2 separate regions of the Homo sapiens genome follow, and region 2 is linked to region 1. Evidence: chromatin loops called from intact Hi-C (ENCODE). Cell type or tissue: dorsolateral prefrontal cortex. All regions are shown on one strand. Links, peaks and the distances in the headings refer to the core of each region. The heading gives the core; the rest is flanking DNA. Region 1 has its middle 51 kb from the start of BNIP2. Region 2 has its middle 84 kb from the start of ANXA2.

Evidence for each region. Hi-C counts contacts between places; a loop is a spot of excess contacts. Peaks named below come from ENCODE experiments on the same cell type or tissue, not always from the same donor. Only the 100,000 strongest peaks of a DNase experiment are listed, where the experiment ranks them.
Region 2: a loop joins it to region 1, with 2.3 times the contacts of the local background. A loop is called at or near these places in 17 of 110 quality-filtered maps.

Annotation. Positions count from the first base shown.
Region 1 is chr15:59,735,936-59,745,394 of GRCh38, forward strand. No RefSeq gene overlaps it. Among named protein-coding and RNA genes, the nearest start is that of BNIP2, 51 kb to the left of the region's middle. In dorsolateral prefrontal cortex, for the core only: CTCF peaks have their summits at 5,573 (motif pointing right) and 5,797; no DNase peak of the experiment used is centred there; H3K27me3 peaks cover 2,542 bases.
Region 2 is chr15:60,309,668-60,319,126 of GRCh38, forward strand. No RefSeq gene overlaps it. Among named protein-coding and RNA genes, the nearest start is that of ANXA2, 84 kb to the right of the region's middle. RefSeq lists an enhancer at 6,929-8,128. In dorsolateral prefrontal cortex, for the core only: no CTCF peak of the experiment used is centred there; no DNase peak of the experiment used is centred there.

The sequences.
Region 1 (9,459 bases), core at 2,658-7,657:
ATTACAGGTGTGAACCACTGCGCCCAGCGGAAAGTAAAATTTCTTGTATTAAAGTATGCTGCAGTCATATGAGATAGGTGCTTGAATAGAGTCTGGACCCTGGACTATTTCACATACATTATTTTCCTCCACAGCTGACACCTATCATGTTGAAGGCTACTGATCATCTTTTCCTAGCCTCACCAACAGAAGCATCAATATGCCAATTTCCAACCTACCGTGCAGCAAAGATGCCGGCCTGAGAACTAGGCACCACTAATCAGATGTACCAGTAGGAGGATTTCCTTCATCTTAGCCGCTGGAGAAAAAGGCTTTGTGCAGGGTTTCCATAATTCCTGGTGGAAGGGATGATACAGCTGTCTAGCGTTTGGTGCAGCAGAGGCGACGGAGGTATTTACCCCTGTGGTTTCATGGCAGAAGTGGCACTGGGGACAGAGGAGAGGCAGCACTCTCTGGTGGTCAGGGTAGCAATGCCGCTCTTTCACCTGGCCATTTGTGCAATGTGATTTAGGCCTTGCTCCTGAAGGCTGAGCCTCAGAACTGGTCCTGCAATCCTTTGCCCAGCTATCTAAGTTACTCAGTATTTTTCCCCATACCTCTGACGAACACGTGTATTATCTCCACCTAGCTTCAACAATTGGAACCTTTTACTATATTTATTTTATCCCTGGCTGCTTGTGTGTGTATATTTCTAATTTTATTCTTATTTTTGCTATAGCACTTGAAAGTTGTTGACCTCCTGACACTTAGCTAGCTCCTAAATACTTCAGAATACATCTCCTAAAAGTAAGTGTAATCTCTCACAAAATCACAATACTGTTATCAAACCTAAGAAAATTATCAATATCATAATACTCTCTGGAGTACAACCCATATATAACTTCCTCCAATTGGAGAATAACTCTTATAACTATTCTTTTCAAAGCAGGATCTGATCCAGGTTCACTATTGCAGTTTATTTTCTTTTAGTCTGCAGTCTTTCTTTTAACAATTCATTCATGACTTTGACTTTTTGAAGGATGAAACAGTTGTCTCATAGGCTGTACTACATTCCTGATTAGCCTAATAGTTTCCTTGTGATGCTGTTTAATTTATTCATCACTCTCCTTGTATTTCCTGTAAATCTTAAATGAGGGCTAGACGCCTGATTAAATTCAAGTTAACATTTTTTTGGAAAGCATATTTCATAAGTGGGCTTGTATGAATACACATCACATTACTGACAGGGGTTTCACTGTTGGTGGTATTATGTTTGGCCACTTGGTTAGGATGATCGCTGCCAGATTTCTCCACTGTAAATGTATATATTTCATTACAGGTAACCTTGTAGTACGTAATCTGTGCTTTGCCATCTGTGAATATCTTTTTCTTTAAATACTTTTCGGCCAGGCGCAGTGGCTCACGCCTGTAATCCTAACACTTTGGGAGGCTGAGGTGGGGGGGGATCACCTGAGGTCGGGAGTTTGAAACCATCCTGACCAACATGGAGAAACCTCATCTCTACTAAAAATACAAAATTAGCCGGGCGTGATGGCGCATGCCTATAATCCCAGCTACTTGGGAGGCTGAGGCTGGAGAATCGCTTGAATCTGGGAGGCAGAGGTTGCAGTGAGCCAAGATCGTGCCATTGCACTCCAGCCTGGGCGACAAGGTTGAAACTCCATCTCAAAAAAAAAAAATAAATAAAAATTAAATAAATTAATTAATACTTTTCACCATATAATTTTTGTGTCTACTGGTGATTTTTGCCTGGCAATATCTTTTTAACAAACTCTTTTCCTCCTATATCAGCCCAAATTAGTACCTGTTGCTTGCAGCTAAGAACTCTGATTTAGTGAGCTGTCTCCTGGGAATAAGAAACAGCCTGCAACTAGAAGACCTGAGCGCTAGTATGGGTTCATTAACTGGCTGTGAGACCCTGAGCAGGTGCTTGACCCTCAGTGTGCTGCTGGCAGAACCAGTCACAATACACTTTCCTGGATTTAGTAAACTTTTCACTTCTGCTCACTTTGTTCCTTGCCTCTTCTTTTTCTCTGCTCCATTCTTTTGTCCATGGAATAGTAGGACAATGGGTAAAGGGGAAAAGGAACAAGATGGGCAAAGGGCTGAAGAGTTCTACCACACTTCACACAACGTTGCCCCAGATCAGTCTAAGAAATCCAATCATTTCAGTTCTCAGGTGCCGACTCCTTCATGGAATTCAGAGACTAATGCAACGGGAGCCTATTCTTTGGGGAACTCGTGGCTTGGTGGAGTATAATGTATGCAGGTTTTGTTGGATGCTTGCATGTGGACTTCTCATTTCCAATTCCAGCCTGTCTTCTTTTCTGCATTGTGAGCTCCTTTAGGGAAATGAAGCCCTTCCACATAGTGGAAACATTTAATGGCTGTCAAATGGATGACAAATAAATACCAACTCATATATAAATATAATTACCCCTAAATTTATATCTCTCTTGACCTATATGTGTGTGTATATGTATACGTGTATATATCTATGTATGATGATGCTTCAATGAAGTAGTAACGCATGTATTATAATCTCTGTGTAGCAGATAAAGAAACTGTGACACCAAGTGGTCAACTCGGTTGGCCAAGTTTCTAGTTAATCAATGGCAGAGGTAGAAGCAATTTTCCAATTTCTGGATCATTTCTCTGCATTTTAACTAAGTTCTGCAAAAAACCAGCATTGGCTTAAAGAAGAATACACCAGGCGTGGCCCACACAGACCTTAGTTAGCATCTTCACTCAGACCACTGCGGGCATGAAGCATTTCTTACTCTACAGCCAGCCGCTTACCTCTGAGCCATCACCTCACAGCTGGGCCAATAAACAGCAGAGCGTCCAGGCCTCAGGCCTCACCCAGCTAGGTGTGGGTGACCCTGCAGGTCTTGCGCCTGATTGCCAATTCCCGTAGATGCCCTTGGTTTTTAGTGTAATTGATGTGTCATAGGCTTCATCCTGTGATTTGTTACAGCCTCATTGATTAACGGGGGTTTGGCAGAGCCCAGTGTTTTTCTGCTGCTTTCTCTGGCAGGAGTGTTTGTTCAGCAAACAAGAAGGAAGCAGGTAGGGATGAAAGTACAGAGACTGTCTTCCCTTGTATCTCTTCCCCTCCGGGCATCACTGAATCAGCCAGGGTTGGATTAACCTAATGAGGTTTGGTGATGTGGGTTCCATCACGACCGGTTCCTTTAGTGCCCCAGGGGAGCTGTCGTGCCCCTTTTAGCTTTATAAGGAACTAGAGGCTTAAAAGAATTTATGAAAAGTTGTGGGTATAGAAGACCTACCTGGGTTTCCTAGAAAAAACAAAACACAATAAAATATAATGCAGCCTGTTGACAAAATGAATCAATGGCAACCGAAGTCAGAATAGTTTATCTCTGGGGGTGGGTACTGACAGGGAAGAAGGCATAGAAATGGGCCTTCCATGATGGAAACATTGCATATCATGAGCTGGGTGGTAGTTATCTCTGTATGTGCATATTTATATAGATGTAAGATTAAGATTTAGACACTTTACTCCGCGTATATTATGATCTTATTAAGTTTCTTATTCTTAAAATACAGCCTGTTGTAATGGCAGGAACACCATGTTCAGGGCCACCTTCTTATTGTTCACATTTTAGTTCTCGTCACTTCTTCAGTGAGGCCTTTACTGACCGTGGCTAGAGTAGCCCACCCTCCCCTCTGCACTCTATCCAATTATCTGAGTTGTTTTCTTCATTGCACTTATCATCATCTGAAAACGGCGTATTTACTGACGTATTTATTGGCTATCTCTCACCACTAGCATGTAGATTCTGTGACGGCAGAGTTTCTGATGGCCTTATTTCCTGTGGGATCCCCAGCAGGAGACACGTGCTGATTTTCTGACTGACTGCGGCGGAGACACGTGAGCTGGTGTGAGGACTCAGTTATGGGACAAGTGTTACCAAAATGAGATCACGAGATCATAGGACGCTCATGGTCAGGACTTAGGACTGTGGTCAAAGACAAGAGTGAGAGTGAAGCAGGCCAAAGTCCAACATACTGGCCAGCAAACCAAGTGGAGGTCACAGTTAGGCACGAGTGGTCACCAGGCCAGCTGTGAGGGCAGCTCAGACCTGCCAGGCCAACGCTGCCCTCTCCAGCCAAGGCACGGCCCTGCTGGCAGGTCAGCTTAGAGGTCTGAGCCTGCCTCCTGAGGTAAGAACAGACCAGTGGTTCTCAACCAGGAGCAATTTTACTTTCCAGAGGATAGCTGACAATATCTGAAGACATTTTTAGTTATCACAACTGGGGGAGGAGGCTACTGGCATTTACTGATGAGAGGCCAGGGATGCTGCTAGACATCCTACAATGCACTGTACAGTCCCCAACCCTCCATAGACAAGAATCAGCAAGGCCAAAATATCAGTAGTGCCCAGGGTAAGAAACCTTGGACTCGAGGGTAGGGCAGACCCCACTTGAAGAAGGGAGAAATCGCGATCTGTGCTTTCAAAGTGTATAAACACTGTGCTCTTATGCTTTTGGAGGCAAAGGACACTATTTTCTTTCTTTCTTTCTTTCTTTTTCTTTCTTTCTTTCTTTCTTTCTTTCTTTCTTTCTTTCTTTCTTTCTTTCTTCTTTCTTTCTTTCTTTCTTTCTTTCTTTCTTTCTTTCTTTCTCTTTCTTTCTTTCTTCTCTCTCTCTCTCTCCTTCCTTCCTTCCTTCCTCTCTCTTTCTTTCTTTCTTTCTTTCTTGGCCAAGTCTCACTCTGTTGCCCAGGTTGGAGTGCAGTGGTGCTATCTCAGCTCACTGCAACCTCCACCTTCTGGGTTCAAGTGATTCTCCTGCCTCAGCCTCCCTAGTAGCTGGTATTACAGGCATCCACCACCATGCCCAGCTAATTTTTGTATTTTTAATAGAGATGGAGTTTTGCCATGTTGGCCATGGCTGGTCTCAAACTCCTGACCTGAAGTGATTCACCTGCCTTGGTCTCCCAAAGTGCTGGGATTACAGGTGTGAGCCACCATGCCCGGCCAGGACATGGATTTTCTGAGAAAAAGAATTTCTACCCACAAGCCAGTTTTTATGGCTATCCCTTTCTTCACAAAGGCTGATCAATATTTAAATCTATTTTATAGTGGCATTCTGGAATTTAAAACCTAAACCTGGTTTGAGTTTCCCTCACTGGATGAACTCCTAACTCCTGGCAGCTCTGTCTGACAACCAGTCATTCTTGGGCTCCAGGCCAATTTCTTTAACGAATCTCTCTAATTTAATCCATATTTTCCCGCCTCTCTATTAAGTGCCACCCAGGCTCATTGAACCTAATATTTGAACCAAACATATTTAATGACTGTCCTTTCGTTAAACATTACAAGCTCTTTAAGACCTTGGCAGACGGGTGCCCCCTTGGATAACCTAGAGCCCCAGCAAAGTCAATAGTCAGGGCCAAGTTAATCCCTCTGCTCCCTTCCTCCCCGCTGGGCCTGGAGCCTTGTGGGTGAGACAGCCTTTATCACTGGGGAAGCATACGTTTTCCAGGCCAATGGATTCAGTGCTTCGGCTGTATCTCATGCCTTGACACTAGATGTCAGCGAAGGGTAATTGTTGTCTCAATTTAGAGGCCAGCTTAGGTAGCTGCTGGCACCCTTGGTTCATGTTTTATAGCAAAGGTGAAGTATGGCTCCGTTCCCGTTGCACACATATATTACAATAAAAGGGGGTATCGGCGCCTAGTGTTTTTAAAGGCTAGTCATAAAAGATGAATAACGAGGCAGTTTAAAGCTAAAAGACAGCTGCCAAGTTCAATGGCCATGATGGATGCCAAATACCCAGTGTAGAGAAAACCCGTTCCTCTGACACCACCATCCAAAAAATTAATTACCACAATTCAGCATCTTTAAATGTGCCACTTAATATACTGCTACCATAATTAAATTTCCAGCCCTGTGACCTTGAAACCATTTCCTGAGATAATAAATGAGATCAAGGTTTAATCGATGCAGATGCAAGTAGAAACTGTCCAAGGATGCAAAGAGCCATTGCGCTCTGAGTCGAGGTTGGTGGGGGGTGGGCTGGGGAGGCTGAGGTGGGACAGAGCTCTGCCACAGGGTTGAGCTTGTCCTTCTTTCAGAGGGATGTCTCTTAAAGTTGCTGTATCTGCCAACTGGGATGGCACAGTGAGGTAGAAATGGAGCTGAATCCAGAGCCAAGAGGCTAATGTTCTTGTCAGAGCTGTGCTACTAAAATTCTGTTTGACCTCAGAGGAGACACACCTCCCTGGGCATTGGAGGCTGTTCTCATCTGTAGAAAGAAGGGCTAGAGAACATAGCCTCCAGAGTTCTTTCTAGCCCTAATGTCCCATGATATACATATTTTTTATTTTTGGTCAAGCTTTATGAGAGCAATGTGCCTCTTTCCCTCCCAGAAACAGCTCCCAGCCCCAGCTATCTTTTGGAAACTGTGTGGTACACAATTTTTCTGTCAGCTACTCAGGAGTTATGGATGACGGTGGTGGATGCATGGGGTTTGCTTGTATCTCCTCCTGTAGAATACCATCGTCTTACTATCTAGGTTCCTCAGGGGACTATTAACACTCCCTTGTCCAGCTAACCTCAGGGTGTACTTGGGGCACATTTAGATCCTCACCAAGTGAAGAGTTAATTCTCAAATAGAAGAGCACAGAACATAAAAGGCCTTCATAAAGAATCTGGCTAAAACAAAAGCCAGAGGCAGGTTTAAAAAGTGGAACCACATGCAGTCAGGGAGCTGTGTGTGAAGAAAGAGTGGGTGACCCTATCCCCATGCCTTGGACATGGGGTAGGGCAGTGCCCACATTTGGTGTCAATTAAAAACTGCTGAACACCAATGAGGCTCTAGGAACTGTGCCAGAGGGTGGTCCTTGCCCTTGATTTGCTCATAGCATTTTAGGGAAATGGGAAGAAATCATTTCACAACAGTGTCGTGGTATGATAATACAGGTAGGTATGTATATGGTACTTGCTGATCTGGGTGGAGCCTTGTTAGCTTTGCCTTTTATTAGCCCCTTATTTCCAGATGCCTTCTTGAATCCCTGCCAGTGGATTGGTTTTTGTAGCAGGGACATCCACCCTTAACATAAGCACAGAAACTAAAAGCTGTAATTCACTAGCCTAAGAAGGGTTTGTTTAATGTTAGCCTTTTCCTCTCTATATCAATATTGAATAAATCTCTCAACCTATCTGCTTGCCTACACACACACACACACACACACACACGTCTAAGGCAGTGGGTCTCAACTGGGAGTGATTTTTGGCAATGTCTAGAGACATTTTGATGATCACAACTGGGGTGTTGGTAACTGCTGGCATCTCACGGGGAGAAGCCAGGGATGCTGCTGAACATCCCATGATTCACAGGATAGCCACAGAAATTCTGGCTGAAGGCAGTTGCTATGGACTGAATGTTTCTGGCCCTCTAAAATTCATATGTTGAAATTCCAATTCTCAATGTGATGGTATTAGGAGGAGGGGCCTTTGGGAGGTAATTAGGACATGAGGGTGGAGCTCTCATGAATGGGATTAATACCCTTGTAAAAAGACACAAGAGAGCTTGCTTTGTCTCTCTCTGCAACCATCAGAAGGTTTGTCTGAGAGCTAAGGATCTGCCTCCAAGTTGGCACAATCACACCACTGGCAAGCTCATTGAGAATACAATGAGAAGATGACCATCTGCAAACCATCTGCAAACCAGGAAGTGAACCCTCACAAGACACCGCTGGTCCCTTGATCTTGGACTTCCCAGTCTTCGGAACTGTGAGGAATAGATTTCTGTTGCTTAAACCACCCAATCTATGGTATTTCTGTTATAGTTGCCAGAATTAAGACAGTAGTCTACCTAACATCAACTCAACCAGTTGAAAAATAATAAAAACAATCATACATCTGTTGTGACTTTGGTCTTAATGTATCAAAATAATTGGTTCCATTGATTTTTTTAAGTAGTGAATTACTTTGATGTGGATTGGTGAAGGCACAGACTAAGTGCGCTGCCAGTTGATTAATGCAGGCATTGAGTGCTCAGAATCCTGAGCTTGAGCAGGGGTGATGACCAATGTGGATTCAAGCAGTCATCACAGAAGGTGGTCATAATAATGGCAGGTATCTTGAGAAAGAAAATTGACTCAAGGACTGAGCCCGGGAACACTCTGACAATTAGGGTCAGGAAGATAGGAGGAAACCAGCAGAAAACCTGGAAAGGAATGCTCAGAAAACTAGAAGGAGAGCAAAAAAGAGGAATGTCCCAGAAAGAAAGTGAAGCAAGCATTTCATGGAGGAGGGAGTGATCAATTTTGTCAAATGCGGCTGAGAGGTTAAACAAAACGAGAACACTGGATTTTAGTGTTGAGATCTTTTGAGAGTCCAGTAGAGAATCAAAGAAGACAAAGCAGAGACAGAAAATACAGACTTTCATTTGAGGGATTTTGCTGTGAAGGGGAATAGAGAAATACTGCTGTAGCTAGAAGGCAGTTGTGAGGCCAAGAGGTATGTGTTGCTTGCTTTTTTGATAGGAGATATTATAGCATGTTGGCATGCTGATGGTACTGATCCACTAAAGAGGAAAATATTGGTGATGCAGGAGTGAAAGGGGACAATTGCTTGAACAATGTTTTTGAGTTGGTGAGAGGGGACTGGACCTCCGGTACAAGGGAAGTGTTTGCCTATGGTGGAATCGCAGATAATTCTTTTATATTGTGTTATTGTGTTAGTAATCTATTGCCATATAACAAATGACCCCCAAATTTAGTGGCTTGAAAAACCCACATTTATTATTTCACACAATATATGTTGATCAGGAATTTAGCAGCATCTAAGTTGGGTAGTTCTGGCCCAAGATCTCCTATGAGGTTGCAGTGAAGATGTTGGCCAAGGCTGGAACCATTAGAAAGCTTGTCTGGGAGCTAATGATTTGCTTCCAAGATGGTGCACTCACATGACTGGCAAGCTCATATTGGCTGCTGGTGGGAAGCCTGAGTTCCTCACTGATGGACTCCTTCACAGGGCTACTTGAATGTATTCACAACATAGCATCTTTCCCCAGAGCAAATGATCTAAGAAAGAACAAGGCAGAAGCCTCAATGCTTTTAAAACCTAGCCTGGGAAGTCACACACCTTCAGTGCCTTCACATTCTATTTTTTAGGACCAAGTCATTAAGTCCTCAGTCTAGGGAAGGGATTTTAGGCTCCACTTTTTGAAGGGAGTAATGTCAAAGATTTTTGCACATATTCTTAAACCACCACATTGTAGTAACAGGAAGAAAGCCAGGGAATGTGGCCACAGATGCCAGTATCACATCCACAGATGCTGGTGGATATAGTGATGGCAACTGGTAGACTTTTCTGAGTGCTTCTATGTCTTCAATAAAATAGGAAGCAAGGCCATCAGCTGAGAGTGGCCATGGGGAGAAGGGGTTGGAATGGGAGAGTGAATGAACTGGTAGGACTTTCAGGT
Region 2 (9,459 bases), core at 2,532-7,531, 570 kb after region 1:
GGAGAATCACTTGAACCCAGGAGGCAGAAGTTGCAGTGAGCCGAGATTGCACCATTGCACTCCAGCCTGGGCAACAAGAGCGAAACCCTGTCTCCAAAAAAAAAAAAAAAAAAAAAAAAAAAAAAAAATTTAGTGAAAGTTGAGTGAAGGATATACAGAAATTCCCCATAGTATCTTTGCAACTCTTCTGTGAGTATAAAATTATTTCAAAATAAACAGGTATTCTAAAGAGCCAGTTTATTAAATAAGGCTTGGATAACAGGGAATACCTAAAATACTGGTTTATGGAGAGGTATTTCAAAGAACATGATTAAATTCATGTCTTATCTAAACTTATAACCTGCATTTGAACAGGGCTTAGCAGTGCTAGGCTACACAGAAGGTCCATCTCTGTCTCTCTCCCACAGTAGCATTGTAAATTTGTGATCTTTCACAACCATTCTAGCAGCATTAGGCTCTCCTCTGTTAAAGACCTATATACTCCAAGCTCCAGAAGAAGATGACAAAGAACTCACATTCCAAGGCAGCTTAGCTCCACAAGATCTAGCCCCTCAGCAATCTATAATTACAACTCAACGGCTCCTTTGGGATCAGAATATCAATTTCTAAAGGATAGTTGGGACCCATTTTGCTCAGCAGGTTCTACCTGCTTCAGCCATAATTCTAACCGGGTCTTCCAAGAATCCTTAAGTGGTATAAGACATTACCATTGTATCACTCCTGTCATTATTATTATTAAAATACATCTTCTGATGCCAAGCCTACAGGCCCATTCTACAGGCTACAGTTGGGGTGGAAAGAGTGCTTGCTTTGACTTTATTGCCCAGAACAATTTATAGACAAAGACTGTCACAACATGCTGTTTGTGGTTCTACCTTCATTCAATAAGTATCTATGGAGCAACTGTGCTTGGCCATTCATTGTCCTAGGTGCTAGCGATACCAGGATAACAAAAAAGATACGACCCCTGGTACAACTACTTTAGGAAACATTTAGAAATGCCTCATAAAGGGGAATCTGCTGATACATTCTACCTGGGTGTCTCACTTCCAGCTTTATCTAGTCTATTGCCAATCTTGCATGTGTGGCAGAAGTTATGGGTAAGAATGTTCATAGGAGCGTTGTTTATAATTGCAAAACCTAGAAACAAGTCATCAACAATAGATTCAGTAAATAAAATATAATGTATTCACAAAATGGGATTTATACAACCATGAAAAAATGAACGAACCGTAGCAATACATATCAACAGAATAAATCTCATAAACATAATAATGAAAAAAAGAAGCAAGTCAGAAATGAATATAAACAGAACAATTCCATTTATATAAAGTTCAGACCCAGACCAAATTAAACAATTTATTGCCATGGGATATATACTTAGGTGGCATTTTTTAAAACTATAAGGAAAAGCAGGTTAATAATTAACATGAAATTCAGGATAATAGTTATTACCTATAGGAGGTAGAGAGGCAGAAGAGATCAGAAAAGAACACAGGGAATATCTGGGGAATTAACAAAGTCCTATGTCTAAGACCTGGCTAATGAACGCATATGTGCTTGATTTTGAGGTCATGGTTTTTTAAACTGCACATATACATTTAAACAATCTCTTGTATATGTCTATATTCATTAAGATATGTTTAACATAGGTTTAAAGTGTGCTAAAGTGAAAATCAAAATACAAATATTGCAATAATAATAATGGTATGTGGGAGCCTTTCCTCCAAGCACCTGTTAAAAATAGGTGCAATACATATACACCATGGAATACTATGCACTATGCAGCCATAAAAAAGAATGAGTTCACGTCCTTTGCAGGGACATGGATGAAGCTGGAAACCATCATTCTAAATGAACTATCGCAAGAACAGAAAACCAAACACCACATGTTCTCACTCATAGCTGGGAGTTGAACAATGAGAACACTTGGACACAGGGCAGGGAACATCACACACCAGGGCCTGTTGGGCAGAGCGGGGCTGGGGGAGGGATAGCATTTGGAGAAATGCCTAATGTAAATGACGAGTTGACGAGTGCAGCAAACCAACATGGCACATGTATGCCTATGTAACAAACCTGTACATTGTGCACATGTACCCTAGAACTTAAAGAATAATAATAATAGGTTCAATAAGGCCGGGCACAGTGGCTCAAGTCTGTAATCCAGCACTTTGGGAGGCCAAGGCGGGTGGATCACCTGAGGTCAGGAGTTCGAGACCAGCCTGACCAACATGGAGAAACCCCATCACTACTAAAAATACAAAATTAGCTGGGCGTGGTGGCACATGGCTGTATCCCAGCTAGTCGGGACGCTGAGGCAGAAGAATCACTTGAATTCGGGAGGCAGAGGTTGTGGTGAGCCGAGATCGCCCCCTTGCACTCCAGCCTGGGCAAGAAGAGCGAAACTCTGTCTCAAAAAAAAAAAAAAAAAAAAGGTGCAATATAGTGTCGCCAGTGCTTTACAAAGTCAAAAGGAGGGAGCATTCAGGGAAGAATCCAAAAAGGAGGTGACCCTTAAGGTGAGAATAGTCATCCAGACAAAGCACAGTAAAAAGAAAATGAGGAAATGGTTTGCACAAAGGCCCAGAAAGTTAAGGGAATATATCAAATTTGGGGAAATTAAAATAATGTTTTCTAACTTGTTTCTAGCTAGAGGTAGGCAAGGGAAGATTAGTAAAAATATTGTATTCCTTCCTAAAAGAAGACTTTGGACTTGATTCTGGGAAGCAATAAAGTTGATCCATCATAGCAATGTTTGATCTGTTCTAGGAGTTTTGGGCAGGACTGATGATCCAGAGTGAGACCAGAGACAAAAAGAACTGACAGGAAACCACTGCAATCCACATAAGAAATGCGGTAGCTTGAACCAGGGCCGAGACTGTGGGGACGAGGAAGGGAGAGAGTCTAGAGAGACTTGAGATACAATCAACAATATTTAGTGAGTGGTTGGGTGTGGAGGTGAGGAGGAGAAAAGGGTCTAGGATGATTTTCAAGAATCTGGTTTGGATCAATAGTCTTCATTCAGAGGGAGGAGCAGGGATGTTGGTAAAGAGGGTTTTTCCTCCATCCTGAAGAAGTAGGAGAGAGATAATGAGTCCAAGTTCATATCTAATGACTCAGTTGGCATTGAAGCTGTACAGATGTTTCTAGCTTTCTGATGCTCATTGGCCTATACCTAGAGTGGAGAGAAGGAAAATTAAAGGGGAAAACACCAGCTGATTTAGCTCTGTATGTACACTGTGGAAAGAGACAGAATCCCATAGCAACAATGCAGTTCTTAGGTTGTTTCTGGTCTTAGGTATTGATGTCATCCTTGATCACCGGGGTCAACCAGAGCATGGGGCAGCAAACCACAGAAGAGATAGCACAAGCCTCTTCATTACCAGGAGAGAAGTGGTGCTCTCACTGGGTACAACAATGCAATTGTTTTTCTCATGAGTTGTCAAATTACATTGACCAAATTATGGTCTTGATTTCAGGTATTTCTTTTCTTTTCTTTTCTTTCTTTTTTTTTTTTTTTTTTTTTTTTTTTTTGAGACGGAGTCTCGCTCTGTCCCCCAGGCTGGAGTGCAGTGGCGCGATCTCGGCTCACTGTAAGCTCCGCCTCCTGGGTTCACGCCATTCTCCTGCCTCAGCCTCCGGAGTAGCTGGGACTACAGGAGCCCGCCCCCACGCCCGGCTAATTTTTTGTATTTTTTAGTACAGATGGGGTTTCACCGTGTTAGCCAGGATGGTCTCGATCTCCTGACCTCGTGATCTGCCTGCCTCGGCCTCCCAAAGTGCTGGGATTACAGGCTTGAGCCACCGCGCCTGGCCTCAGGTATCTTTAATACATGCGAAAGTATGGAGAATTCATAGGCACTTTGAGCGAGTAAATCCTTCAGTTAATCTTTGATGGATGATTTCAATTTGGGACTTGCAACGTAGCTATTATCATTCAACCTCACCCTCCTTCAAAAAGTAAAGCATCTCATCCCTATTATAAGGACTCGGAATGGTTTCCATGCACTGTGGGTTGTTTTTTGGTGGGAAGATGGGCAGGGATGGGGAGGGCTACAGCACCAGCTGCATGGGGACAGCAAGGTCAGAAGGGAGGGAGCAAGCAGGTGCTAACATGGTACCTAAGGCTCAAGGATCCTGAGCCTGCATTTCCCCCACTAGCATCAGGAGACAAAGCAGCTGGAATTAGACATGCCTATCTTCCTGTCATTTTTTGATGTTTAACATATTAGCTATATAAAAATAATTTGGGGTGTAATATAGTTTAGTTGTATGTCCCTGTTCAAATCACATATTAAAATGTAATCCTCAGTGTGGGAGGTGGGGCCTGGTAGGAGGTGATTGGATCATGGGGGCGGATTTCTCATGAATGGCTTAACACCATGAATTGGTTTAGCACTGTCCTTGTAATAGTGAGTGAGTTCTCATGAGATTTGGTAATTTAAATGTATGTGGCACCTCGCCCCTCCCTCTCTTTTGTTCCTGCTTTCGCCATGTGTATTAGTCCATTCTTGTATTACTATAAAGAACTGCCTGAGACTAGGTAATTATAAAGAAAAGAGGTTTAATTGGCTCACCCTTCTGCAGGCTGTACAGGAGGCACGGCTGGGGAGGCCTTAGGAAACTTACAATCACGGCGGAAGGTGAAGAGGAAAGAGGCATGTCGTACGTGGCCAGAGCAGGAGGAAAAGAGAGATGGGAGAGGTACTACACAATTTTAAACAACCAGATCTCATGAGAACTCACTCACCAGCATGAGAACAGCAAGGGGGGAGTCCGCCCCCATGATCTAATCACCTCCCACCAGGCCCCTGCTCCAACACTGGGGCCTACAGTTTGACACGAAATTTGGGCAGACACATAAATCCAAACCATATCACCATGTGAGATGTATCTGCTCCTGCTTTGCCTTCCACCTTGAGTAAAAGCTCCCTGAGGCCTCCCAGAAGCAGATGTCACCATGCTTTCTGTACAGCCTGCACAACTGTGAGCCAATTAAACTTCTTTTCTTATAAGTTACCCAGTCTCAGGTATTTCTTTATAGCAATATGGGAAGGGACTAATACAGGGTGTGAAAAAAGGATATTGAGACCTTGGGTGAAGAAACGTTTGCATTTACTCTAAATACTGGGAACTAATAAAAGAAACTGAGAAGTTAAGAAGCTCTAGTGAGCAGATCAAAGTAAAATGATTTTCCCCGATCCCCATCCAGCCATAGATTCAATAAAATCTCTGAAGAATTGGGGTGCAGAAAGATTGAGGACGTTGGGGAGGAAGGAAGGTTCTAACGATAAGGCCCATGACTTCTTTACACACTTGCATACACACACAGTTGCACACATATTCATTTCCCCATGCTATCAGGACACATGGCCATCTATCTACAAGAGAATTTTCTTTTTACCAGGCACCCCACTCCCTCAAAGAAAGCCTGCATCGAAACATCTCCCACTTCTGCCCATTGTGGAAAGACTATTTTTTTGTTGTTGTTTGTTTGAGTTCTTGAATGTGCTACAGTGCAGGTGTACTTCAGGAAAAAGGAACATGCCAGCATTTATGGGGCAGGGGGAGGAGAGGGTATTAAACAAGCATGGAACACTAAACCAGATAAATTTCACCCATGACCTAGTTGTGCCTGGGGCCAGCCCAGAACACAGTAATGCTGTTACCAAAGAACTCTGCATAAGTCATGTCCTTTAATGATTGCAGTAAACCTCTGTTAACTGCATTATTCCTATTTTACAGACCAGGAAACAAGCTCAAGTGTGGTTAAGTCCAGAACTTGGCCATGATCAGCAAGTAAGAGGAAGAAGCAGGACTCAAACCCAGACAGCCTGTCAACTGGCCACCAAGCATAATTATCATGCCTGCTTGGTTTCACATCCTCAGAGGTCAAGATGTTCATACCCACAGAGAACGGGAGAGAACACCAGGTGCATCCAGATAAATCAAGACAATGGGGAACAGAAGATATTTCCAGTGCTCTAGGAAATAAATATTTTCACCTAACCTAAACACTGAGTCGCAATGGTGAAGAATGTTGGGAGTGGGGGATTAACTCAGAGGAAAACTTCCAAGCCATCAGTAGTCAAACTTTAGGAGCCAGACTCTCCTGGGAACAGGGCATATTTGAGAAGCCATCTGTTCTCAGAACTAAAGAGCATACAGGGACAGAAATAGGTCAAGCATCAACTAGATTTACTGGAATCAATACTAAGCTTTGGAGCTCAAAAATATCAGTCAATAGAATCAATGACCTTCCCTGTCATTGGTCCATTTTTCACACTGCTGATAAAGACATACCAGAGACTGGGCATCACAAAAGTGAGAGGTGTATTGGATTTACACTTCCACGTGGCTGGGGAGGCCCCACAATCATGGTGGAAGATGAAAGGCACGTCTCACATGGTGGCAGACAAGCGAAGAGAATGAGAGCCAAGCAGGGGTTTCCCCTGATAAAACCATCTGATCTCATGAGACTTATTCATTACCATGAGAACTGTATGGGGGAAACCGCCCCCATGATTCAAATTTTCTCCCACCAGGTCCCTCCCACAACACATGGGAATTATGGGCATACAATTCAAGATGAGATTTGGGTGGGGACACAGCTAAACCATATCATTCCCCAAACCTGCTTTCTTCCATGATTGGGAATAGAAAGAATGTTCAAGTAGGATCTAGAAGATTGAGTTCAAATTCTTGTTCACTTGTTTTCTGGCTGTGTGTTTTTAAGCATGTAGCTAAACCTCTCTGAGACACAAATGTGGCAACTAAAAATCAAAAGTTTTTTAAAGTACTAGACATCAGAACACTGGTCCAAATCACTATATGTGTTCAAGTCACAGCTGAGCCGTGTGTCAAATGGGGATCATAATGCCCCCCTTCCAGGGATGCTGCAAATGGGCAAACACATGCAGAGGTGCCAGGTTAACTATGAAGGCTACTTAAAATGATCACACTTGCCTCCACCAAAAAAAGAGGGAATCTAACCAGGAGGTCCTTCAAAATTCCTCTTGGTTAAGCTTTGGTCAATGATCCTTTGGTGAAAAGAGCTAATAAACTGCTTACTAGGTGACAAGAAGGGCCAGCTTCATGGGGCACAACCTGTGCGGTCACACAGGGCCCTGCTGTCTCTATCTTCAGATTCATACTAATGTTTGAACAAGGAGCCCCACATTTTCATCTTGCACTGAGTCCTGCAAATCATGTAGCAGGGCCCGGTGCATGGCACTGTGCTTAGCATCCAGAACACAGCAATAAAACAGATTGGCATCTTTGAGGAGCTCCAAGCAAGTAGATTACTTTGGGAGCAAATCCTACAAAGCAAACAGGACACTTACAGAAATAAATTAACTTGCATATTTTATTCCTCAGTCCAATCTTAGACTGAAAGCTCCAAAGACTAAAGCAGTTATTTATCCTTAGGACAAGCCCTGGCTTGTTTGCACATGAAACACACCTGAATACCTACAGACTCACCCAGCCCCACCCTTCTGAGCTGAGAAGATGTTTTCTAGGACTCCTGCAACACCCTGGGGCATGTCCACCCACCTATGACGTAGGTAAATGAGTACCTAGAGCAGTGGTCCTCAAAGCACAATCTCTAGACAAGCAGCACAGCATCACCTGGGAGCTTGTTAGAACTGCAAACTCGGGGCCAGGCACGGTGGCTCACGCCTGTAATCCCAGCACTTTGGGAGGCCAAGCAGAAGGATCACTTGAGGCCAGGAGTTTGAAACCAGCCTGGGCAAGAGTAAGACCCCATCTCTACAAAAAATACAGAAAACTTAGTCAGGCCTGGTGGCTTGCGCCTGTAGTCTTAGCTGCTTGGGAGGCTGAAGCAGGAGAGATCACTTGAGCTCAGGAGCTCTAGGTCACAGTGAGACATGATCGCACCACTACACTCCAGCCTGGATGACAGAGTGAGACCCTGTCTTAAAACAAATGCAAACTGTATTAGTTCATTTTCACACTGCTGATAAAGACATACCCAAAACTGGTAACAAAAAGAGGTTTAATTGGTCTTATGTTCCACATGGCTGGGGAGGCCTCAGAATCATGGCAGGAGATGAAAGGCACATCTTATATGGCGGCGGCAAGCAAAAATGAGGAATAAGCAAAAGCAGAAACCCCTAATAAACCCATCACATCTGATGAGACTTATTCTCTATCACAACAATAGCACAGAAAAGACTGGCCCCCATGATTCAATTACCTCCCCCTCGGTCCCTCCCATCATAACACATGAGAATTCTGGGAGATACGATTCAAGTTGAGATTTCAGTGGGGACACAGTAAAACCATATCACAAACTCTCAAGCCCCACCCAAGACCTGCTGAATCAGAAATCCTGGAAATGGGCCCAGAAATCTGGGTTTTAACTGGTGCTCCAAGGGGCTTCCTCTGCGTGCTAAGGTTTGAGAACCACGGGCCTACGTTATCAAAACTAATCACTTTGAAATTTATTATCTTTCTTTCCTTTTTTTTTTTTTAATGCTATGAAGGGTGTGTTGAGGAGAAATTAGCAAGGCTGGGCCTTCCCGGCATCGTCCTCTACAACACAGTCACTGGCAATTCCCAAAGACCAGAGTCTCTTTGTGTGTTTCCTGCAAAATTCAACATAACTCACATACTTTGTTTTTGCCTGTCCATTCAAGACACAATGTAACCCCACAGTCCCTTGTGAACACACATCCCATTTGCACATGTCAAGTATCTGATTCATTTAGACTTATCCCAATCGCTTAATGTGCGCAACAGAAGCCTCCTGGTATTCTAGCTCTAAACAGTTGAGTTAATACCCTTGGACAAAGCGGGCCTGCTGTTTGGGTGAGCTCCCATGGGTCTGACAGCCACAAAGAGAAGCTTGTTGAATGCTCACATAAAAAGAGAAGAGATAGGAGGCAGATACTCTGATCTTTATGACCCTCTGATTATTCTATCAGTTAGTTAAAACATAAATCCATCCCCTGACTTAACAAAATACTATTTTACTTCCTTTTACCCCATATTTTATCTTTTATAGGCAATAAAACATAAAAACCTTACAAAGGTTATGTTCTCATCAATTTTTGCACTAAATGACAATAAATTAAGTGTAGGTTACTGCAGCAGCAACATAGATGTCAGCTTAAAACTTCCTTGAAAGACAACCTCCCACCATTAGAGTTGAAAGCTGCTAATCAAAGATTTCTTGATTAAAATTAACACCCGATTTTAAAATGGCAATGCTGCTCTATTTCTTTAAGTAGTTAGGGAGTCTCTAGCCCTTTCTCTTGTTTCTTAAAATCTGTTTTAGGAGTCCACAAATAAAAAAGAATGTAAAAAAGTGAAAAATTTATTTATTGGGCACACACAAGAAACACTTTGTGGAATCACTTTGAGTTTAATGTCTTTCAGCTTTTATTATAATAAACAGCCTCCCAAACCTTCACAGCACTAAACAGGTATCAG